6 separate regions of the Homo sapiens genome follow, and all the other regions are linked to region 4. Evidence: chromatin loops called from intact Hi-C (ENCODE). Cell type or tissue: OCI-LY7. All regions are shown on one strand.

Region 1 (4,000 bases), 330 kb before region 4:
TGGAACATTCTAGCTCTGTGATCTTAGCCTTTCTGTGTCTGCATATTCCTAATCTGTAAAATGGGAATAAACCAATATTTCCTTCACAGAGTTGTCAGGGGGATTTAATGTGTCAATATTTGTTAAAGCACTTAGAATACTATCCGGCATATTGTAAATTCATTTGTAATTGGCTGATGTTTCTCATCCATAAACCCTTGAGGTAAGGAAATGTTGCAGTCTATTTTGATGTCCTGGTTAAACCTGACATTGTACTAAGAATGAGTAAGGGTTAAAGGCAGGAGGGGTGGTCCAATCTTTTGGCTTCCCTGGGCCACACTGAAAGAAGAAGAATTGTCTTGGGTCACACACAAAATACACTAACACTATTGCTAGCTGATGAGCTAAAAATAAATCACAAAAAAATCTCATGATGTTTTAAGAAAGTTTATGAATTTTGGGGGGCTGCATTCAAAGCCGTTCTGGGCTGCATGTGGCTTGCAAGAGTGGGTTGGCCAAGCTTGGTTAAAGATATATGCAAGAATCACCGCCATTCTAGCTGAGTGCTTTTTAATTGGGGGTTCTAAAGTAGTGAATTTGAACTTGAATAATTCGTGGCAGGTGGCAGGAGAGTGAAGTAGGAGAACCCCAGGGTTGGAAAGTGAGTTTTATAAGGAAAGTATGAAGAAACTGGTTTGTTCTAGAAAGCCAAGTCGCTCTAGAAGGAGTACGGAGTAATAGATTATTAGAAGTACTTGGGTTCTGGAGTTAGAGCAAGCCACTCTAAACTTGAACTGTACCACTAACTACGTGGGTGGCTTTAGGCCAATTTCTTTCACCTCCAGCCTAGGGTTTCTCTTCTGTTGAAGAAGTGCAATAAGATCCACCCTTATGAGCTTATCGTAAGGTTTAGAAAGAATAAGTAGTTCATGTTCCTATGTTCCAGGCACTGGTCTAAGCTCTTTTCATATTATCTCACTTAATTCACACAACATCCCATGGGGTACTACTGTGGGTTGAACTGTGTCTTCTGAAAAGATCGTATTGAAGTCCTAATCCTAGGTACCTGAGAATGTGACCTTATTTGGAAATAGGATCTTTGGAAATGTAATTACATTAAAATGAGGTCATACTAGGTTACGATAGGTGCTAAATTCAATATGCCTGGTGTCTTGTAAGAGGAGAAGGCACAGACACAGGGCAAACATCATGTGGTGAGAGAGGCAGAGATTGGAGTGATACAGCTGTGAGCCAAAGAATGCCAAGGCTTGACGGCCACCACCAGAAGCTAGAAGAGGAAAGGAAGGAGTCTTTCCTGGAGCGTTCAGAGAGAGCGCATGGACCTGCTGACACCTTGCTATGGAACTTCTGGCCTCCAGGACTGTGAGAGGATAAATTTCTGTTGCTTAAGCTGCCCAGTTTGTGATGACTTGTTTCAGTTGCTCTAAAAAACAAATACAGATACCATTATTTTCCCTGTCTTACAGATGGAGAAACTGAGGCAAAGAATAAGCAAGTAACCTACCCAAGTTCTCACATAACTAGTAAGCTAACCAGGGTTTAAAAGCAGGGCAAACTATGGAGTCTGTGCTCTTAATTATTAGCTGATATTCAGTTGGGTTCTGGGTGATTTCATCATTTTCCTGGGGAACACAAAGTTTTTATTTTCAGCTCTTAAATGTTGATATACTTCACCATCCACCATCCCCAAGAGGCATTATTCTGTGGAAGGAGAGTGATCTCGTCACATGGTTATCTGAAGTCCTGTCCTCATTAGCCCAGCTGAGTCTACGTTCAAATCATGCAACTTTTACAATATTCACACAGCCAAGCTTCCAGCCCAGCTGGGTCACAGCAGGCTGGTGACAGAGACTCTTCCTCCATGGATCTTGGGTAGAATCCTCAAATGGCTTCTTCAGGTGATACCAGAGAGAGGCCTACCTCCTAAGACTGGCTGTGCTTCCTCTAATAACTGTATCACAGCAACTATGGATAAAGCAAACTGCTATAGGCAGAATATTTTACAGTGACTGTTAGAGGGCCCTACTGACTTAAAGAGAGAACAAGAAAGAGAATAAATGAAATCTGAATTACTCCCAAATTCCATTTCATCCAAAAGCTTTACCTTCCTCTTTCATCAAAATGATTTTCTCAACTGCAACCATTAGAAAGATTTTCAGATTTCAGCATCATATGTATTTACTTCTCTCTCTCTCTCTCTCTCTCTCTCTCTCGATACTCAGGAAAATGCATGCCCGAGAGAAGAGCAGAGGCAATCCAAAACTGGATTTCCAGTCTAGAATCTTCTAGGTTTTTCTTAATCAGTTAAACCTTAAAAGACACAAAAGCTTACTAAGCAGCTACCATCTATTTTTCTGTTTCTTTTGGCCTGATAATCTTCAGTTTTACCAAGAACCCACCCCCAATCTGATTCCCTTGAGAATGTGCACTGGCTCTTGGCTTTTGGATGCAGGGCAAAGAGAAGCTTATTCATTGCCCTCTGCAGGCACCAGGCTGCAGCAGGTTGTTATTCAAGTTGATAAGGCTTCCATCCCTGGGGAAAAACTCCATCTTGCCAACCGTGACCCTGACTCAGGGTGTAAGCTGAGCCCAGGCACACCTGTACATCTGACAGATGAGGCAGGCTCTGAAAAGCCTCTGCTGACAAGCTTATCGGAGTGCAGACACCTGCAGAGGGGCCCACACCTTTCTTGGTGAGGGCTCCAAAAGCAGCCTTGATTCATCAAGTCTGTGTACTCGGTTGAAGAGAGATTACTTGGAGAATCAAAAAGGGGTTGAATTATGCCAAGACCAAAAATCATGCTTGGAAGGAAATATAGCCATTCATTCATATCATGGCTCTGTTTGATGGAATTCGTTAACATACCCTTCACTGGGTTTTGTTCCAGATAAAATCCTATCTTTGTCTTGGGGAGATAAGGGTGAGGACAAAGACAATTTAGATTGATTAAGCCTACTATGTTGCCTGGCACAAGAGGAGGTGTTTTATATTTAGCATCCTGTTTAATCTTCCCGAGAACCCATGTGATGAAAGTGCTGTTATCTTGATTTTACAGAGAAGAAAACTGAGCCTTAGAGAGCTTAAGTCACTTTGCAAGATTGCACATCTAATTAGTGGCAAGGCAGGATCTGAAAGGGTTCTCCCAGCGTTTTATGTCCACTAGCAGCTGTTCCCAAGCATACGAACTCAGGAAACCCAAAGCCCAGGGGTTTGGGGACAATTAATTATGTTTGTGGTCCTTCATGAGTGGGGCTCATGTTGCTATGTGTTGGCTGTATGGGGGAAGGTTGACCTGAGGCATGACCCTGTTACCCAGAATTCCAGGCAGATGGTGCAGAATGGCCCGGAATGGCCCAAGTCAAAGCTGATAAGGATTGCTGTTGGTCTCTGTGCTCGCCTGAACTAGAGGCAAATGATCCCAACATATCAATTTAGAGGCACATCAATTTATACTCTAAAGCAGTGGTCCTCAACTGGGGGCAACTTTGGCATCCAGGAGACATTGGGCAATGTCTAGAGACATTTCTGATGGTCACAACTGGGAGGGAGTGAGATGCTACCAGCATCTAGTAGAAAGAGGTCGGGGATGCTGCTAAGCATCTTACAATGCACAGAGAAACCTCCTGTATAAAAGAATTATCTGGTGCCAAATGTCAGTAGTATCAAGATTGAGACACCCTGCTTTGAAATACTATCCCACCATATACGTGAAGTTCTTAGCACAGTGACTGCTACACAGCGATCAACAAACATCAGCTTTGTCATTATCGATCACCAGGTTCCAAGCATTCGTATGTGAAGGCTGAGTTGACGATTTTTGGTAGGTGATCCCTGGGGTCCTCCCTGGGGAAAGCAAGGAGGAATGGGATGCCTTCCTCCCCTTGGTGACTGCGCAAGTCACCCACTGACACCAGTTCTCATTAATGCGTCAAGCTCCTTATGAATCAATACTTGAAGATTTTTGCTTTTATTTTTTAAGTAGAGTTGGCAAGGTGTGTG
Region 2 (4,000 bases), 110 kb before region 4:
CCTGGATAAGTGGTGATTCTGGGATGTGAAGCCATGTCTATCAGCCATACTCCCTACCTCTGTCCCTTAGTTCAGTGCAATCCATGTGCTCTGTCCATTCAGCGTTCGTACTTCTGTAGATAGCAAGTATTCTTTGGGACAATCTCTTTTTCATCATCAGTTGTGATGTTTTCTATTGATGGATTAAATCAGAAACTCACAAGAATCCAATAACAAATGCCCAGAGACTTCCGAGATGTTGAATGCCCCTTCCTCAGCATGCAGGGAAAAGTTAAGGAAGCTGGGAACTTAGGAGATAGGTCCCAAGCATGCCTGTACACTGGGATCCACCTTGAAGGAGGAGGGAAAGAGGTTTCACTCTCAAAGCATGTGTCAATCTGGGATCAGAGGGGAGAGACCAGACCCAAGTGGGTGCACAGGTGTCTAATTCTCACCCCCTGCATTGCAGGCCACCAGGGGCTTAGGGAAAGGGATATTTAGACCAGTCCAAATAAAAAAACTTGATGTTCCTGATACTTAAAATTACATTTCCACCTCTCTGGGCCTTGGACTCCTTACAGATGTTTCAGGAATACTATTTTGAACCCAAAGGGAGAGTTTAGTGTGTCTGATCACTTGTGAGCAAATCCAAAATAATTCTATTTGCAGAATCTTACTTGCACAGGTTTTGCTTTGAACTAAGGGGAGAGAAGGAACAGGGGATACAGCACTCAAGTGAGGGTATAAGTGGGTGCACAACTGTGTCAGTGTGGCCGTGAGTTGGTAGAGGTTAGTTGTGTAACACCACAGGGCACACACCCTGCAGTCCATGTCCCCAGTAGAAGGCAAGGGAGGGAGCTCCCCACTGGCATCCTAAGCCCCCAGACCTCAGGGAGCATTGGGTGATGTGGCATTCTCCAGGGAACAGGGGGCAGTGGAGGTGGGGAGAAATCTTCAGGCAACTTAGGGAGCAGAGGCTGTCACCACCTAGGAGCAACTAGAGAGGAAGACAATGACAGGTGCTAGTGACAAACCGCTACAGATGGGGGCCGTCCAGACCTAACAGGGTGAGACCTTGACAGCGATCCTACCTGCGTGGGAGGGGCAACAGCTGAGACATCAGGCTATTGTGCTGTTTCTCTGGACCACTCTATCTCCACAGCCTGATGCTTTTAGAAATCAGATGGTACCTCCCACCCCTAACATCCTATGACTTGAAGCAGCAATATTAGCAACGTTCCACAGAGTCCAAGAAAGACTTGAGGAACCCACCTGGGGGGCAGAGGATCAGTCAGCACACACACTGCAAACACCATGACAATGTCAGTTCCTTGAAAACAAGTTGTACAACATGTTGTTTCTGATGAGCCTGGGACCCACAGCTCCGTGCTGCTGATTCCAGCACTAATGTGAGACTACTGGGCCCAGGCACAGCATCTGAGCTCTGCGTCCCCCTCCCCCCAACACCGTGGTCCTGATGCATGCCATCCAATCCCCCGGGCACACTGCAGCACTCCGTGTCAAAGCAGTGCCTGGCAGCATGTCACAATTAAAGGACCTATCAGCATTTCCATTCTAAATACCCCCTTTGGAAGGATTTATTATTTGTCCATTAAAATAAATTGAAGGCTTGCTGGAACACAGAGCCTCAGCATGTAAGCAATTTGTTGGAAGGGCTTTATTTTCGGGGGTGTGTGTGTGTGTGTGTGTGTGAATGTGAGACTAGATTCAAACCCAATTTATTTGTAAGCTAACAGAAAACACCAAAGGAACACTTCACAATCAGTATTTTTTTTTTCTAGAAACAATAGCAAAGGACAGTCAAGGAGTGTAAATGTAACCTGGAAAGGAGCTGTCAGGCATCTTTCCTCTTCCTAAATATCAAAGCCAAGCTCTGTTTGTGGCTCAGCCCCAGTGGATTGATCTATCGACTATCTAAATGACAGAGCTGCAGACAGATGGCGCCTGTCCCAGGCAGTTTCTCCTGGTGGTTTCCTGTGATGGGCTGACATCCCCCAGTTCTGGGGAACGGGCAGCACCCTAACAGTAAAGCCACTGTTAGCAGAAACTTCTCCAACAGAAACTCCTGCCAGCCATCACCCCTTCCTCTTCTGTGCTTATTATTGGGGGAGGAGAGCCCTAGGCCCAAATCATAAATCACCTCCAACACCAGAGTACACACTCTTAATGTTTGTGTTTCCAAGTGACTTTGGGGGCGGGGGAGGTTTGGGCTGGCCGCTTTTGTTTGTTTTAGAGACTGAAATGTGATTTTACTAATGCAGTGCTGGAAGAGGCTTTTGCTAGGAATTTTCAAAGATTCTTGTCAGTACATTTCTTAACCTAAGTTGGCAGGACCAAGAGCTGAGATGAAAAGGAAAGAAATCTCAGCAGAAAAAAAAAGCCAGAGGTTTACCCAGAGATGGCTTGGTGAGGTAATGAGAGCCACCACATCACTCTCGCTGCTAGCAGGTGCCAGGTCCTGTTCTAGGAGCTACCAATGTATGGACACAAGCAATCCTAACGAAAGTCTTGTGAGGCAGGAACTGCTGCTACCCGGACTGCAGAGGATGCTGAGGCCCTTGGAGAGTGGCTTGCCCAAGGACACACGCAGGGAGCATGGCGTGGAGGAAAGGATTGGGCCAGGCACTGAAGCTGCACCCACACAGCCAGCAAGCCCGGCCTGCTCTCCTTTCACTGCAGCATATGTGCCCCAAGAAAGGGCATCCTGGGTGAATTTGAAGGAAAGGATAGTCTGAGCCTTTATTTTTCACCTTGAAGATAGGTTTGTCTTCTTACTTGGGCACTGAAAGGAAGTGTGTGTGTGCATGTGTCTGTGTGTGTGTGCGTGTGTGTTTGTGTGTGTTTATTGGTATGTGTGAGGGTGTGCCCATGTGATGGCACAAGGCTATGCGTTGTATGCCTGCTCTTTATGCTTGATGCCATGGCTGTAAGAACCGAAGAGAAAGGACTTTAGGGAGAAGGCATCTGGTCCAGAAGCACGAGGTGACCGTCCACAGCCCACCTCACACACAGCCCCTGTTGGTAGCACAGTGGGGCCTGCAACGCAGGCCTCCTGCTCAGTCCAGAGCTCTTCTGACTACAGAGGGTCCTTTGACAAAAGGAAAGGTGGGGGTAGAGTTTGCTCCAGGTGTCAGAAAAGACCAAATGAGACCAGTCCAGGAGGGAATTCATGTTAGCCGGACAGTCTCTGGTGCTAGGGCTTTCCACGGTCTTCCAGTAAATTCTAATCCTCGTGTAGGAAACACACTTGTTACTCTTGGCAGAGGGAAGGAACATAAAGGGAGTGTCACGCTTCACAGACTGGAGCGCCCCATCATTACACAGGATGGACCACCCACCCTTCTGGATAGATCCTTGTTCCTCACTTACAACCCTGCTTGTTTTTAAGGGGCCTAATTAGCAGAAAATGTCGTTGACAAATATTGCATAGGCAGTGCCCCAGGGGTGCTTGGAAGTCCCAGTCTTCCCAGCTCTTTGAAGTCCAAGAATGAATGTTGCTTGTCATCTGCCTTCCCACCCCCACCACAGGGATTACTGAGAATCCCTGGAAAGGGGACAGAGAACCTTCTCAGCTTCAGCACCCAGGATCTCTAGTAATGAATAGTGCTAGATCCCCTCTCTCAGATACTGCTGGTTTGGGTACTTTTTTCTCTCTCTCTTTCTTTCTCTTCTTCCTTTCTTCTTTCCCTTTCTTTTTCTTTCTCTTTTTCTTTCTTTCCTTTCTTTCTTTCTCCTTCCTTCCTTCCTTCCATCCTTCCCTTCCTTCCTTCTTTCTTAGATCTCACTTTATAGTCCAGGCTGGAGTGAAATGGTGTGATCATGGATCACTGCTACTTTGAACTCTGGGACTCAGGTGATCCTCCCACCCCAGCCACACAAGTAGCTAGGACCACCATACTAGGCTAATTTTTATTTATTTATTCATTTTTGTAGAGATAGGATCTCACTATGTCACCCAGGTGCTCTCAGACTCCTGAGCTCAAGCAATCCTCCCACCTCG
Region 3 (4,000 bases), 170 kb before region 4:
TCTGTTTGTCTAACATGCTCCATATCACAAATTGGAAATCCTTCCTAATTAAGATATTGTTAAATGTCCTTTGTTAGCAGATTTTAACAATGTTAATTAGGAGGTTAGAGTGATCATTGTTCATCTAGCAAACAATTAGGGTGATTTGCACTGTAGCTTTTGAGAAACTTCTCAGCAAATCAGGAGTTTCCTCTCCACAGAGAGGGGAGCAGACCAGAGAAGGAAGAGGACAGGCAGGAGAATGGGCAATGTTTTGCCTAACATTTTTAGCTTACGGGCCAGGGTAAAGCATGAGGAATTGTTAGACATGGGCCTAGTAGCCATTGAGATATCAGTGTTGACCTTGACCTGGTGGCATCACTGTGTTTGCAGATGCGCTATTTATCCCCAGTTCAGGAAAGCCTGGTCAGAGAAAGTGTATGAAACAGCAGGAACCCCTCTCAGGAGCCTTCCAAGCTACACCTCCCCACCTAGCAAAAAACAAAGGGAAAATTTTGAGTCCCTTCAAGGGAAATTCCAGGCACCTAGCTAACCCTACAACCAGCAATTAAGGAAGTAAATGAATAACCTGCTAAGCAGGAAGATAATAGTAACTTAAACAATAGCCACCAAGTAAGCCAGAGTCACAAGATGTTTGCTTCCCTATAGAAACTAAAAGATATTATCTTGACGTATCCTTGAGCTATTTTTCAGAAACAGGAGCCCCACCAGATAGACAATGTTGACCACCGTCACATAGACCTCAGATAAGGGGGCACTGAGGACTGAACTCTAACTGATGTTCTTTGTTCTAAATTTCCTCCTGAGGTGCCTGGAGAAAGTCACACCCTCAGGCCAAAACTAAACATAGCTTTCTGCTAACCCCAAGTTTTTAGACAAAGCTTTGCTTCCTTAACCAATTGCAAATCAAAGAATCTCTGAATCCACCTCTGACCTGTAAGCCTCTGCTTCAAGATGTCCCCCTACGAAGGGCCAAACCAATGGGTAACTTCCTTGTTTTGGTTTACAATTCCTTGTATTGGCTGCATGCCTTCCTTGTCTTGGTTACGACTGCAACTATACATTTAATGCCTTTAAATGTCCATTTCAAAGTACATTTCAGGAAAGCAGAAGTTGCAATTGTAAAAACCCTTGCTTGTCATCCGTCTGGGAGTTTGAGTCCTAAGTGTTAGCTGCCCAGTTCTCCTTGCTTGGCACCCTGAAATACATGCCTCTCTTTCACTGCAAATACCAGTGGTGTTCGTTTTTGGCTTTTGGCTTTTTCTGTTCACTGAGTGGGTGACCCAAAGTTTGGTTCAGTAACACGCAGTTTTCAGGTTTCTTAATCGTCTGGTCAAGTGAGGGTATCTTCCTAAGGCAACAAAAACAATGCCACGCCAGCCATATTTCAACATTTTCTGAAGTTAGAATTTTATTATTTTTAGCAGCAGATGAGCCTGGGCTCCTTCTGCTATAGTCTCCAATCCCTGCCACTTCTATGCCCCCAACATACATCTGCATGATAAAAAACACTTGACAGTCTTTTTTCCTTTTCTTTCTTTCCTTTCCCGCTCCCCACGGCCTGATACTTGTAGAGGGATGTAAGGAGGGAGAGAAGGAAGGAAGGAGGAAGGAAGGAAGGAAGGAAGGAAGGAAGGAAGGAAGGAAGGAGGAAGGAAGGAAGGAAAAAGGAAAGGAAGAAGAGGAAGGAAGGAAGGAAGGAAGGAAGGAAGGAAGGAAGGAAGACAGGACTTTGCATTTTGCTACTTTGAAACTGGAAATACAAGAGCAAAGTATATTTTGAGAGGAGGACAGAACTGGCCATTTGAAAACTACCAGAGGACTTTAGTTGCTTTGAGAATCTCATTCTCTCTTGGCAAAGGTGCCCATGCAGAAGGAGGGCAGGCAACCCAGTGAGAAGAGGGATGGGATTGGAAATCGAATGCAAAGACTCTGAGTTCTATTCTGGGTTTCACCAATGATTTCTCATACAAACTCAGGAAGTCACTTAACTGAAAGTCACACCTGCTTGGAAATGGCACTAAGTTTCTAACCACACACACCCAACACTTGGGGAAAAAAAATCCTAATAGCTCTCGGCAGCTGCTGGGTGCCGGGCACTGTGCTAGGCGCTTTACATAAATTTAACCACAGCCAGCACTTAGCTTCAACACTGAGGGTCCTGAGGCCAATTTAAGTGGCTCTCAAGTCTCTTTTATCCTTGCGGGGCCCCATCTGCTGGGGGAATAAAAAGCCCTTTTATGTTCTACAACCTCACAGACCACCCACCCCAGCAGTTTGTGCTTTGTCACAAAAAACCCTCCATCTAATTAACAGGGCACAATTTTAATGAAATATTGAAGTAAATTATTCATGCCTGTCAGTAATCAAATATAGATGGGTCATCTTGTAAACTGTTACAACATCTGTCATTTGCTTTAAAGTACTGTAGCGTAGATAATGTGATGTCACGTACATATCAGTTACCTAAAGCCACAACCTAAGTGACAGTAATAGGAATTTACCTTGTAGGAATCTACCTTCAGCCGTGTTCTTATCGAGCAAGTTCAGAAATGGGTATTCATTGGGTATTCACTGGGGAAGCCGGTGGCATGTTCATCAGCATAATGGCTATTGTAAATGGGCTCTCACTGAGGAAATTTGATCTGAGTCATATGAAGTTCAGTATGAAGATGAACCCAGTTTTCTGTTTCTTTGCACTGGCATAAATATGTATTCAGCTGTGCCTCGGTGTTCCTGGCCTGCCCTATTTTTTCTCCTCAGTGCATCCACTGCCTAGTACAGAACAGATTTTCAACACACATCCCTTGAATGAAAGAGAAAAGCTACTCTGTCACAACTGGGGAAAAGTTAAGTAGGGTAGAAAACCCACCGACCTTTCTCAAGACCTGATGGAAAACCTTGGCAGGTGAATATTACCCCGTCCAAATTTCCAGACAGTGCTCTCAGGATTTCCTGTGTTGCCAGTAAACCTTTTACTTCCATGAAGAACCTTTGGTCGTCTTAAAGCGGGTCAACTTTTCCAGCTGTCTTTATCCACGGGCAGCACTGACGGAGACCATAAACTCATCCAAATTTAGGCACACAATAAACTGGAAGAGTGGAGAGGGTATTCAGGCTATGAAATTCTGATGGCTCATTACCATGACAAAGGTTGTAACAACTTGGACAGGAAGCCGAACAAAAGGCAGCCACCGTTCTATTTACAATTCTAGGATTGTATTTGTAATCTCTCTTTGCAGGAGAAAGAGACCGCCAGTTAAAAAAAAGACTGAAACACAATAGGAAGAGAGAGTCCACAATGCTGAGAGACACCAAAGGGATCAGAGTATGAGCACACACACTATGTGTGTATTTCTTCTCTGTGTATGTACACAGTCGATGAGAGTAAATTATTGTCATGGGTAAGGGTTTAACATTATTGACCCATGCGATGGCTTTTAAAAAATATATGCCACATGGCTGGAATGCCAATTTGAAGTGGAGAAGCATTTAGGAAAATGAATAGGCTGAGCTGGAGTATTTTCATGGAACAGAGCAAGCCTCTTTAATTTGTTCACTGCAGAGAGCCTGAGAGTAAGCCAACATTGTAACCTGCTAAGTAAAGCACCATGAACATGATTATTAATGCAGAGAAGGGAGGCTCAAGAGTTATTGTGCTGTGCAGGTTTTGGTTTCAGGAAGGCAATAATTGTTCCAAAGTCACTGACAATTTTGGTTAACAAGTGATACAAATGGATCGGGTCCGTTGGCCGTTCTCTGGGGGCCCTCCCACACCCATAGCAGCTAAACTCTGCAAATTCTGATTCATTACCTTTGACTCCCCTTTTGTTACCTATCTAGCCGGTGTCGATAGTTGGGAAGTGTGTGGTGGCAGGGACCATTCAAAAGGGCTCCCCTGCCTCACAGTCCCTGGAGCTCGAGGAGCAAAGACATTGCTTTTGTTCAGATGGAAAAGAATGAAACCCACGTTCTAGCCTATTGTCCCGCTGCAAGCCAG
Region 4 (4,000 bases):
GCTCCACCTTCATGACTTCATCGCTTTCCAGAAGTCCCACCTCTTAATACTGTCATATTGGGTATTAGCGTTCACAAACAAATTCTGGGGGGACATCAACATTCAGGCCATAGCAGGTTTCTCAGGGCCCAAAGAACAAAGCTCTTCAAGGAGGATTCAGCTGCATTTGGGGTTGGTGCCCTTGGGAGTGGCAGATGTGCACATGCTGGCTCTTCTGCGGATGCTTTTCTGGGTTTTCTCAATCCTCTTCCCCTGTTGTTGCCAGTTCACCAGCTGCAGCTCTGGGACATGGGTAGCCCCTGTTAGCTGGCACTCACTCGTCACCCTCAGGTCCTGGCATGTGCTGCTCACCTCGCCCCTGTGGGGGGATGTGGGTCCACCCTGCCTCTAGGGAGACTTAGTGCATGTATAACTCACTGGCTCTTGGAAGAAGAGGTGGCTCCAAATACCTCCTTCTCTCGCCACTGCAAACAGCCGTCTGCTTTGCAGGTTGCATCTGTCCTTACACCTCCCAAACTCCAGGAGACACCTAAAGCTCTTCAGGGAGTTCTCTGGAGCCCAAGTCATTTATCTTGAGGTAGGTGGAGAAGCAAAACATATAGACACCTCTCTAAAAAGAAAGACCCACTGCTGGCCTCTCCTGCATCCTTAGCCTCCTATCGTATCACCCCAAGGCGAGGCTGGTGTCGGTCCCTTAACAACACCCCAGAGAGGGTCTATACCTCACTTGAGAATGGGGGTGGGAGTTGTTTGACCCATATATTGTTCTGTGTTGGGGTCTCAGCAGAAATTCCAGCAGTCACGAACACAGAGTCCCTTTGAGTGTCCTGTTAGGGGCTGGAGTAGGCTGGGGGCATCTTTGGATATTACCTGGAGGGCAGCCCAGTGTGAAAGGCCTGACTACCAGGGAATGGAATCCGGGCTTCGTGGTGTAGACAATGGGCAGGCAAGGTGTGTTTCTCTTTCCTTTTCACATGTAGGTAAGTGCAGCCCCAGTTGCTGGACTTGCCTTCACATCCACGGACCTGCCCTTTCCCAGGGTCAGCTGGGTTCAAAGGGCTCTCAGAACGTTTTCTTTAAAGGAAAAATGGAGAGTGGCAAACGCGTGCCTAGGTGGGAGCAGGGAGTAGAGGGGGGCGGTTTAGATAGCAGTAAGGGGACATCAGACCAGCTACAAGCCAACAAGGAAAAAAGTGACGTAAGGAAAAAAATCCCAGGGAGCAGAGAGAAAAGTAGACTCCCCAATGCCTCGCAGTAAATGAGGACGCCTGGCGCCTGCGGCGAGGTCAACTGAGGTCAGACGAGCTTATCTCTCCTGTCCCGGGAATTAAGGGCATCCTGGGGACAGCTGCAGAGCAGGAGGCTCCCCGTGCCCTCCTCTTCCTAAGCAAGTCAGGATCCCAAGAGGCGCGTGCGGGGAGGCCCCTCCGAAGGGCTGCTGGCTTGTGTCTTCCACCAGCGCAAAGGGAAGCTATCGGTTGCTTCTGCAGTGAGGCAAGCTCAGCCGGACGCCCAGAAGAGAGACGAGGTGTCGCTGTCGGGGTGTCTGCCTGCCTCTTTAGGATCAATTATTAGCGTACAGATCCTAAAACAAAACAAAACAAAACACTCCTGAAAACATCGACTTGCCTCAGTGACAGGCCCCAAGTTCGGGACGCCAGGAGACGCCAGCGGGGCTGTGAAGTGCAAATCGCCCCGAGGCAACCCGAGAACGGGAGGACTGTCACCAGCCCGCCAGGAGAGTGCGATGCCCCGGTCCGTTCCGGAGCAGGGAAACTTTTGCGGGAGGCTGCGCTGGCACCGGCCGCCTGGCGCGGCTCGCGCGGACCCGGGCGACGGGACACGCAGCGCGGCACTGCCACCTTGTGGGCATCGGCGGCAGCGGCGCGGCGGGGCGAAGCCGGCGAGGCGAGCGACCCGCGGCTCGGAGCCCGACGCCGGCCAGCGAACGCCCGCAGGAACGCGCCGGCCGAGCGGGAGCCCGCGGGGGCGGGGCGCGCGGCTCCGGTCACGTGGGTTAGCAACAGGCAGCAGCCAATGAGAACGCGAGTCAGGTGGTGCGTGCGCCCGCCGCGCGCGGGAGGTAAGGGGCCCGGGAGGAGGCGTGGGCGCGCCACGGGCCCGGTGGGACCGCGGGTGGGGAAGTCCAGAAAGCTTGCTCTTCCCTGTCAGGAGCCGCCTGCCGCAGGCGGGATGAACGAGAGCTGTAAAATGGGACTGTCCCATTCCCACGCTCCACGGCTGCGACCCCTGTACGGGGCAGTGGGCGGCGGCGCGGGTAGGAAGCAGGCGGGGAGCGACGCGGAGAGCCCGATTTGTCCCTCCTCCAGCCACTTGTTGCTTATCCATGGGCCTGGGACTGCCATTTGGATCCACACAGGGGAATTAAAACAAAAAGAATAATGAGGCTCCTGGCCGTGGCGGGGTGCGCATTGGCCCTCTTGCCCTGCGTGTAGCAGGTGGAGGAGACAGGCTCCATCCTTAGAGCTTCCCAGAGCCCAGGGTTGGCCTGAAGACACCAAAGCAGAGGACAGCCAGGAATTGGGTCAGAAAGAAAAAGCTTCGTTGGTTTTAATTATTTTAAATAGAAAAGCCACATCCAAAAGTACCAATAATGATTTTTACAGTAAACCCACTATGTTGACATAAACCAGCCCACCCCTGAACGCACAGAAGACCGTAGCACAAACCGTGAGAGGCGTATTGAAGGACTGGGGCAAAATCAGGACCGACAGGCAAGCGTGGTTTCCATCAGGGTCTTACTCCTCTGGCTTCCTAGTTTAGGCAGATTTCACCCTGTTAATAGGGTCCGTGGATCGGTCTCTCTTTCTCTCCTCTCTCTCTAGCTCTCTATCTCTCTCCCTTTCCACCTCGTGTTTCATTCCTTTGAAACAAATCCAGGGAGCAGATGGCCTCAGAAGGGTATCTAATCCATGCCTGGCCTCGAGGCACGTACTATAAGCTGTGATACCGTGCTAAGGTGTTATTATAGAGACAAAAATATCTCAGACTGCAGGATCTAGCCATCCTATTCTTAAAGTTCCCTAGGGAAAGATGTTGTACAATATTCTTTGATAACCTACTACAAATGCTAACCACTTTAAGTACAATATAAGAACCTTCTGATCCTAGGTTTTATTTGTTTCTATTTAAACTCATTCAGGGTCAGGCTACCCAGAGGGCAGTTGAACACCTGTCCGGTGGCTTATGGGAATGCCTTGCACGATGTGCACTTCCCTCCACCAGGATCAGTGTGTCTGCTGACACTGGGGACCATGCCTGAGACATAGGTACAATTGGGCTGTGCCAGGGCAGCTCAGAGAAAGTGATCCACTCTGATTCAGACCCTGCCAGCTGAGTTACTTACTTCCCTTACTTCCTTTTTTTTGAGATGGAGTTTCGCTCTTTTTGCTCAGGTTGGAGTGCAATGGTGCAATCTTGGCCTACTGCAACCTCCGCCTCCCAGGTTCAAGTGCTTCTCCTGCCTCAGCCTCCCGAGTAGCTGGGATTACAGGTGCCCACCAGCATGCCTGGCTAATTTTGTATTTTCAGTAGAGACGAAGTTTCACCATGTTGGCCAAGCTGGTCTTGAACTCGGATCTCCAGTAATCTACCCGCCTCCGTCTCCCAAAGTGCTGGGATTACAGGCATGAGCCACCGCACCCGGCCACTTGCTTCTTTTAGAGAGCAGGCTTTGTGCACCTACCAGTGTTGAAATACACTACCTTAATGGTTATGCTTCTCCAAATTTGATATAGTATTTGATTTTTAAATGTACCATACTCTTGAGTTCCTGACCAGTACACTGTTTGAAGGATGTCACAAGGACGTGCATTTGAAAGTCTGAATCCACAAATATGTATTGTGCTCTAATTGCCAGGCCTGGGCTTAGATACTGGGGATACAGCATTGCAGCAGGGAATTTGCAGAATGAAATGGAACCGTGAAGAAAGGAAATGAAAATAAATCACCCTGTTTCCATAGTCACCTCCCCCACACT
Region 5 (4,000 bases), 500 kb before region 4:
ACCTACCGCCTAGGAAGGGAGCGCCCTGGACAGGCAGCTGGTCTCAGTTCTCCGGCCAGGAATACAGGAGAACCTTACATAACCCTGCAATTGAGCTCTTGGAAAGGAATGGCTGCCTGATGCAAAAATGCTTAATGAGAGGTGAACAATTAATGGAGGATGGGGCTCTGTTCCCAGGCCAACTAGGAGTGAGTGGTGACGGGTGCACAGGGTCTCGGAGTCACCCTGGGGCTGTGCTCATTCCTGACTCATCAGCAGCTCACTCACGACAGGCACATGCTGATGTCTCCATAGTTTGTCCCCAGGCAAGCATTCTGTTTCTATCTTGGTCTTGCCCTGCACACTCAGTTTTGGTATTTTAAAGGATTTGCTAATAATGTTCCTTTAGAATCGTTTTGTGGATCTGTCTTTCCCTTCCTTCTTTCCTTTGTGAGGGTTGTCTGGCATCTTTTTTTTACTCCCTGGCTGGTTATTCACAAACCAGAGGAACAGTCCTCATGTACATCAAACTTACCTCTCAACTCTCCAGGTGCTAAACCTTCTCATGGAGAAGAACAAACTTGACTGCTAGCCCATTCTGCAGCAGAATTCTGAGAGCTAGGGCAGGCTCTGTTACAGGTCAGGAGAATTGGCCTGATTAGAAACCATTTGAGGTAGGGAATGGGGGCTCACACCTGAATCCCAGCACTTTGGGACACTGAGGCCAGGAGTTGGAGACCAGCCTGGTCAATACATGAGACCCTGTCTCTACAAAAAAAAAAAAAAAAAAAAAAAAAAAAAAAATTTTTAGTACTCCGAATAAATGTATCTGTAAAAGGAAAGCCACAGTAATTCAGAGTCATGGTTTATATACCTATTTCACATAAGATGCCACTGTATCTTCTCCTACAATTAATAAGTTGTCTTTTTAGTACAATTCAGGTCTCTTTGCTTTTGGGTCTTAGAAGCCTAATTTTCTAGGCTCTGGCTATCTTTGACTACTAATAATATCATAAAACTATGATAATGATAATAACTCTTATTTATAAGAGTTGATATCAGGCACTGGTGTAAGGGCTTTCCTTACGTTACTGAATCTAATCCGTACATAAGATCAGTGTAGTCAGCATGATTAGTATCATCTCTAGGTTACACATGAGGGAATCAGGGCTTAGAACATCTGAGAAAATCCAGTGACGATAGAGTTTGAATTCAAATTGACATCATTCTGATTCCAGAGCTGATTCTTAGCCATGTCATATTCTAAGTGACGTTGAGATGACACGCATGATCTCATTCAATCATGTGGCTTTAAAATCCATCTATATGATGGGTGAGCCTCAAATTTATATCTCTAACTTAAACCCTCCCCAGGCTTGGGGATGCAACTGCCTGCTGTCATTGTCAGTCCAATTTCTTTCTTTCTTTTTTTTGAGATGGAGTCCCACTCTGTCACCCAGGCTGGAGTGTAGTGGCACGATCTTGGCTCACTGCAACCTCTGCCTCCTGGGCTCAAGCAATTCTTCCACCTCAGCCTCCTGAGTAGCTGGGACTACAGGTGTCTGCCACACCCAGATAATTTTTGTATTTTTAATAGAGGTGGGGTTTCACCATGTTGGCCAGGCTGGACTCAAACTCCTGACTTCAGGTGACCCACCCGCCTCAGCCTCCCAAAGTGCTGGGATTACAGGCGCCCAGCCCCTCAGTTGAATTTCTAACAGGCACCTCACACCTAAGCTGACCTAACAAGCTTGTTCTTGCCCCCTTGCTCTCCCTGCTCCCTCAGTAAATTTGTCTCCATTCAGTTACTCAGGCCTCGATGAAGGAGTCACCCTTGACTCCTCTCTTTCACAGCTCACATGGACACCATCAGCAAATCCAGTGGGATGCCTGTATTCAGAATCCATCCACTCCTTCCCTCCTCCACTGTTGCTGCTCCTCTACTGTCTGTTTTCAACACAGATGTCAGAGTGAGTCAGCTTTTGTCACTTCCTTGCTCAAAATCTTATCTCATTCAGAGAGTTCCAGTTAGTAAGTTATCATCTTTCAGCTCCAAAGCCTTCCTTCAATACTTGATTCTATGCTGGGCCCCTGAACACTGCATTTCTCCTTTGTTGGGCTCCTTGTTGCACTCAGCCAGTAGGGGTTGCTAGAGAGGCTCCTACTCTTTCCCATGGGTATCCTGTCTGCCTGTGGCTCCTGTGTGCAGCACCCCAGTACTGCTGCTTCATCTTGGCAGCAGCAGTTTCTTCCTGTAGCAGCTGTTCAATCTACGTTGCAATTTTTCCTACACTCAAGAACCAGACTCATTGTGCCTTTTTAGGGCCACAGCACTGACTGCCATTGCCCCATCTTTGAGGTTTGGGTTCTAGCCCCATGGGACTGTTTTCTAAGCTTCTAAATTTTAATTATCCGACAGCCCCCTTTTTCTTCTGCCAGCCCCAGGGGTGGAGCTTCCTGAAGTTGTTATACGAAAGACACCTTAGAGTTGTCTTTTTACTCTTTCAGTTACCTGGTTAAGACTTTATTCCTAGAAAATTATTCTTTATATTAAATTAGCCGTGTTAAAATAACTGGTGTGGCTTCTGTCTCCTGGTTAGGCCCTGACTGATGTGCTGAGTTAAAGGTGAAGTCCTTAAAATGGTTTGCAAGGTTGCAAGCGATCTGGCTTCCGGCCACCTCTCCTGTCTTAGCTCCTTCCACTGTCACCGTCATTCCTCGCTCCTTTTGGCCCCTTGCTGTTCTGTAAACACACCAATCCCTCTCCTGCCTCACAGTCTTGGCCCTTTCTGATCCCTTTGCCTGAAAAACCCTGCCCTGCAATTCTACATGGCCTCTCTTTCCCCTGCTTGGGTCTTCCTGAGATGTTACCTCTTCAGTGAGACCTTCCCTGACCGCACCACATAATCCACATCCCCCACTCCCCCCACCCCTGCCTGGATGATTTCTGTCCTTCTTAATCTGCCTTGCTTTTTCCATAGCACCTATCACCATCTGATAGTCTGTTTATTCATACTTGATTATTTGTTAATTCCTGTGTCCCCCTAACTAGCAAATAAACACCCCAACAAGGCAGAACTTTTCCTACTTTAGTGATTGCTACATCCCAGACTTTATAACAGTGTCTGGCGCATATAAATGCTTGAAAAGTATTTGTTGAGTGAATAGTAAAATTGAAGTTCTGGACTGTCAGGATTAAGACTGTCCTAGGCCCGGTGCTAGAGGGAGAATCCTAAAGAGGACGCTGGCCTTAGAGGAAAATGGTAATCATGCTTCCCACACCACATGTCAGGGAGAGCAGATGGCAGTGTCAGCTCACAGTTCGCATGAGTTTGGGGTGTACTTTTGAAGACTGAGTAATGTCTTTTCTCTCCCTTCTCCAAATTGCTATTGTTAGACCTGAAAAAGCCTGTAATAAAATTTGGAAGCTACTGAGTTTATGACATCTCAACTTTACCCTCCATTTCCACCCCAAATGGCTTTTGAACTGACACTGAATTGCTGCCTTATTAAATACCATCCTGAGAACTTTACAGAACATTTTAAGTGATGCCGAGCTCCCATGAGCTTCAATCATAATGGAAGAGCCTGGGACCGTTGGTTGTCAGCTTTTTCTTGTCATCTACATGGGGACTGTCTGTGAGGGTGTGTCTGCTGGGTGAAGTGCCACACCTCGCTTCCGAGACGGGGCCTAGCTCGCTAATCCAAGAGGGCTAGCAACATTTGCAAACCAGGAAGAGGCAAGAGAGGACTTTCTTAACAGTAGCAGTTACTGGAGACCTAACTTCTGAGGGTTGCAGGTTGAATTGTCCCTAATTCCTGGGGATGACAGGTTCCACTCTGCCCTGCCAGATTATGGGGACGCTCCCTGAATTACAGTGGCAGCTGTTGGGTTCCACTGCTGCGACTCATCTCTTCAGTCTTGTTGGCCTTGGATCTCAGCCACCCGAGTTTCAGAAGGTGGTAAGCTGGCCAGTGTTCTTGGCCCCAGAACACGGTTGTGATTGGTGCCATGTTAAAT
Region 6 (4,000 bases), 69 kb before region 4:
TCCCGGGCTGTACCCTGCCTGCTTCTCCCATCCCTGCCTTCTGGCCGATTTGTCTTTAAGGTTTTAGCATTATCCCTCTGTTGACAAATGAATGCTTTTCTGGAAGATGAGGTATTTCCAGAAGCAGGCAGACACTGGCTGGAGCGCCGTAAGAGCTCTGCCTCCCTCGATTCGTTATGTGAACGGGAGAGGCCTGGAGGTTTTGCGCGAGCATTACGTTCAAGGTGATGATAAATGGAGTCTGGCCGGGGTGGTAATAAGGGAATTTCTAGCCAGATCCTGTCTAGACCACGGTTTGTTATGGAGGGAAAGCCACAAAAGGGGGCTATAGTACCCCGTTCCTCAGAGAAATTGTCCTCAGGGAGAGCCAAGCACATTTCCAGTCCGAACCTTCGTCCGGCCCCTCACTGGGGCCGCTGTAAATAACATTAGCCTGTCTTTCAGCAAGCTCTGGGAAGCTTATAAACCGAACACGGTTTTTGTTGTCTGTAGTTGTGCATTAAGCTCAGTACTGTCAAGTCTAATTATTCTCATTAAGGCCTGAAAGTTTTAGGGATTAATTAAGCAGAGAGCCAAAGCTTATGCAGAACAGCAATATTTTCCCCCTGAAGGATTAGCCCGTCATTCTGATGGGGTTTTCCTTGAGCGTTGCCCATTACTTTATAAGATAGCAAAGTGTGGAGCTCATATAATATGGATTAGAAATCGCCTACATTTCACATGTGCTATTCAGCCATGAAAATAAGTCCTGGCCCTTGTGCCTGTAACCCGGAAGGCTCACTAATGAGAACCAGGCAGTGGGGCTAATGAGAAATTCAATACGTGCCGTCTCTCCTTCCCGTTTCCTTTCAATTTACTTTCTACAGGAGCCAATATGTGTAGGAAAAGTCTGAGTGGATGCTGGTATTCTCCTCTTTACCTGGTAGGGATCTTAGAAATTATCTGATTCTAGTCCTTCTTGCTATAGAAGTGAAAACTGGGATTCAGCAACCTGCTTAAAGGGACCCAGTTAATGGCAAAGCTACTTGAAGAGAAGGTGACAGGAAACTTCAGGAGGTGTAGACAATCATTAGGTACATTAGGATGGTGAGGGTACTTAGTCTTAGGTTTTGGTGTGATGGAAAATGCCGCAGAAATGAGAAGGTCCCACAATGAAAGGAGGATGCTGGTGAGGACCTAATTTGCAGACGAGCCCCAGGAACTCTGGTGCCCTGCTTGGCAAAGGATTTCAAGGCTTCCTGGAGAAATGGGGGTAGGGGGAGGGATCGTTAAGCCCTGGCACCCCAGATATAAAAAGGAAAGTCAGACGTGGGTAATCACCCTGTCTTCACCCAGCAGCTCCAGTTTTCAGCAAGGCAGAGGGGACACTTCTGCCTTCAGTCTCCCCTACTTCACATCAAGGCGCCGTTGCATTTGATGGCTCGGGACGCGGCCTTCCTGCCTCCCACACTCCCAAATCCATGCCTTGTTTATCTTTTTAGAATGGATCTCTGATGCCTGCCCACCACGCGGCTGGAGTGGCGCCAGCATCCCCAGGGCACGTCTGTGATGACCGATGAGGTCCACCACCTCTACCCCAGACCCTCCCATACCCAAAGGCTCCCTCTGCCCAGTGAAGTCCCCTTCGCCCCAGCATTCCTGCACCAGGCACATCCCAAGGGTGGCCCCGTGTCCTGCAGGTGGCAGGAGAGTGCACCCTCCTCAGACACCAGTCTGATATGTCACCAGGAGAGAGCGGGCGGTCCTCAGTGTATGCTCTTTTCTTGTCTCTGGGGAGCTTGTTTTGGCTCCTCAAGAAGACCTTGGAAAAAGCACAGGTTGTAGAGGCGGCATTCGCCGGGCAGAACCATGTCCCAAGACAACTGGTTAGTGAGGCCAGGCGTGACAATCATAATCGGAGCAGCAACTGTGCAATGGCATAGGCAAAGGGGGCCGAAGGCGCAGCAGCCACCACCATTATAGTCAGACTGGGCACCGTTTCCTAAATGTCACACATCCTTCCAGCCCCTTGATCTTTGCTTATGAAAAGGGTCATTCCCTCTACAATCCTCTAGAACTCTTTGTAGGTTTTTGTTTGTTTTCCAAACACTGTACTTGCTTCTTTATCTGTCTCTCTATGAACCGTGAGTCCCAGAGGACCTCGTGGTCCTCAATTATCCTTGCTTCTCTGTGGCCTGTGCCATGGGGCTGAATGTTTGTAGCCCCCAGAATCCATATGTGGAAGCCCTAATCCCCACTGTGCTGGTATTAGGAGGTGGGGCCTTTGGGATGTGATTAGGGTTAGATGAGGGCATGAGGGTGGGGCCCTCATAATGAGATTAGTGACCTTATCAAGAGGATGAGACACTAGATCCCTTGCTCCCTCTCTGCCTGCAATCACCAGTGAAAGGCCAAGTGAGGACATAATAGAAGCCATCCCTTCCCAGAACCCAGCCATGCTGGCACCCTGATCTCTAGCTTCTCAGCCTCCAGAACTGTGAGAAATAAATGTCTGTTGTCTACTCCACCCAGGTCGTGGTCATTCATTATAGCAGCACAAACAGACTAAGACAGTAGGGAACAGTGATTGTTACATTATAGGTGCTTAGCTAACTTGCTCACTGATCGGCTGAGGTCTCTCCCCTGCCATTAAACAGTGAACCAACAATTAGTTAGCAAATGCAATTTCAGCTTCTACTGAGGGAAAGATAATACACCCAGCAGTGTGAAGAAATTTCTTTGCAGAACCAAACTAAAGGTCCAGGTTACTAAACACAGCATTAGTTTTTCTCAAATCAGTATGTGTTGTTATACAGGCAAGCCTAATTAATCATATTTCCAGGGTATACACTGAATAATCTGAGAGAAGAAATCAATTACCTAAATTCGTGGTTCTCATAATTCGAAGCAGTCGAATTTCAAAGTGTAGGTTTTAAATCAGAACTGTTGATCGTGACAGATGGGGACATGGGAGGGAGGTGTGCATTTTAAATTTTAAAGAAACGTAATTTTATAGCAACCTGCATCTGTTAATAGGTTACATCTGTATCTTTTCAATGTTGCAGACATATAAGGCAAAAGAAATATTTTATAGATAATTCAACTAATTGACAGGCCTTTTGTTATTTCTTTGTTTTTTGGGGTTTTTTTGTTTTGTTTTGTTTTTGGTTTTGGTTTTTTTGGTTTTTTGTTTTGTTTTGTTTTTTGAGATGGAGTCTCGCTCTGTCACCCCGGCTGGAATGCAGTGGTGGGATCTTGGCTCACTGCAACCTCTGTCTCCCAGGTTCAAGCAATTCTTGTGCCTCAGCCTCCCGAGTTGCTGGGACTACAGGTGTGCGCCACCACGCCCAGCTAATTTGTTTTGTATTTTTAGTAGAGACAGGGTTTCACCATTTTGGCCAGCCTGGTCTCAAACTGCTGCCCTCAAGTGATCCACCTGTCTTGGCCTCCCAAAGTGCTGATTACAGGCCTGTGCTACTGCACCTGGCCTCTTTTCTTATTTCTAAATCTACTAACAGAGGCTGTTGACTTAGCACTTCTGCCCAAGCTCCTTCAAAGGCAAAACCATGCAGGAGGTGGGGAAGGTGCCTAGAATAAAAGGATGTAACAAATACAAGATGAGGAACAAGTAATATCATTTTTCTTATTGCTTGTTAATTATAATAACTCAGAAGTTGAAGCTTAAATATGTCTCCTTATCTTTTTTTATTCTTCTTTAATTAGTTCTGTTCAGTGAGCACCCTGGTTGGCATGTGTAAGACGTGCTCAGGAATACTCAGCCAATGACACTATAGGATTGCCGGATTTAGCAAAACTGATGTTGTAAAGCCGCTTGAAACTTCTAACGTGTGTAGAGAATTGTATGCACTTTAACAACAGATACATTTTCTTTCCTCTCCTAAGCTGCATTTGTGCCCATCCATTCTTGACCACATGCCTGTATGGCTGCTGTTGCTAGGGAGCCTGGATGTGACAAAGGGCTTTACAGCTCAAAGATCAGAGGGACCAGGACGCTGTGAGC

What was found. A loop is a pair of places that touch in the nucleus more often than their neighbours do. Peaks named below come from ENCODE experiments on the same cell type or tissue, not always from the same donor. Only the 100,000 strongest peaks of a DNase experiment are listed, where the experiment ranks them.
Region 1: a loop joins it to region 4, with 5 times the contacts of the local background. A loop is called at or near these places in 3 of 110 quality-filtered maps.
Region 2: it touches region 4 in a loop (7-fold over the local background); 11 of 110 quality-filtered maps call a loop at or near these places.
Region 3: a loop joins it to region 4, with 3 times the contacts of the local background. A loop is called at or near these places in 5 of 110 quality-filtered maps.
Region 5: it touches region 4 in a loop (4-fold over the local background); 32 of 110 quality-filtered maps call a loop at or near these places.
Region 6: it touches region 4 in a loop (7-fold over the local background); 13 of 110 quality-filtered maps call a loop at or near these places.

The regions. Positions count from the first base shown.
Region 1 is chr6:14,543,413-14,547,412 of GRCh38, reverse strand. No RefSeq gene overlaps it. Among named protein-coding and RNA genes, the nearest start is that of LINC01108, 260 kb to the right of the region's middle. In OCI-LY7, CTCF peaks have their summits at 2,297 and 2,499 (motif pointing left); a DNase peak (open chromatin) is centred at 2,592.
Region 2 is chr6:14,315,264-14,319,263 of GRCh38, reverse strand. No RefSeq gene overlaps it. Among named protein-coding and RNA genes, the nearest start is that of LINC01108, 32 kb to the right of the region's middle. In OCI-LY7, CTCF peaks have their summits at 1,742 and 1,945; DNase peaks (open chromatin) are centred at 1,053 and 1,953.
Region 3 is chr6:14,380,633-14,384,632 of GRCh38, reverse strand. No RefSeq gene overlaps it. Among named protein-coding and RNA genes, the nearest start is that of LINC01108, 97 kb to the right of the region's middle. RefSeq lists enhancers at 2,490-3,033, 3,034-3,575 and a silencer at 3,901-4,000. In OCI-LY7, a CTCF peak has its summit at 2,213 (motif pointing left); DNase peaks (open chromatin) are centred at 1,112 and 2,052; H3K4me3 peaks cover 1,175 bases; H3K27ac peaks cover 2,395 bases.
Region 4 is chr6:14,209,164-14,213,163 of GRCh38, reverse strand. No RefSeq gene overlaps it. Among named protein-coding and RNA genes, the nearest start is that of LINC01108, 74 kb to the left of the region's middle. RefSeq lists an enhancer at 1,440-1,499 and silencers at 1,750-2,189, 3,280-3,329. In OCI-LY7, CTCF peaks have their summits at 1,595 and 1,796; a DNase peak (open chromatin) is centred at 1,983; H3K4me3 peaks cover 1,578 bases; H3K27ac peaks cover 496 bases.
Region 5 is chr6:14,709,368-14,713,367 of GRCh38, reverse strand. The region is part of intron 1 of LOC101928354 (a long non-coding RNA gene); the gene reads left to right. Among named protein-coding and RNA genes, the nearest start is that of LINC01108, 430 kb to the right of the region's middle. In OCI-LY7, a CTCF peak has its summit at 2,113 (motif pointing right); a DNase peak (open chromatin) is centred at 2,147.
Region 6 is chr6:14,278,633-14,282,632 of GRCh38, reverse strand. LINC01108 (long intergenic non-protein coding RNA 1108) reads left to right here. Exons shown (of 2, transcript NR_108097.1): 2 at 1-2,506. Among named protein-coding and RNA genes, the nearest start is that of LINC01108, 4.8 kb to the left of the region's middle. In OCI-LY7, CTCF peaks have their summits at 1,493 and 1,692 (motif pointing right); DNase peaks (open chromatin) are centred at 1,692, 3,492 and 3,952; H3K27ac peaks cover 787 bases.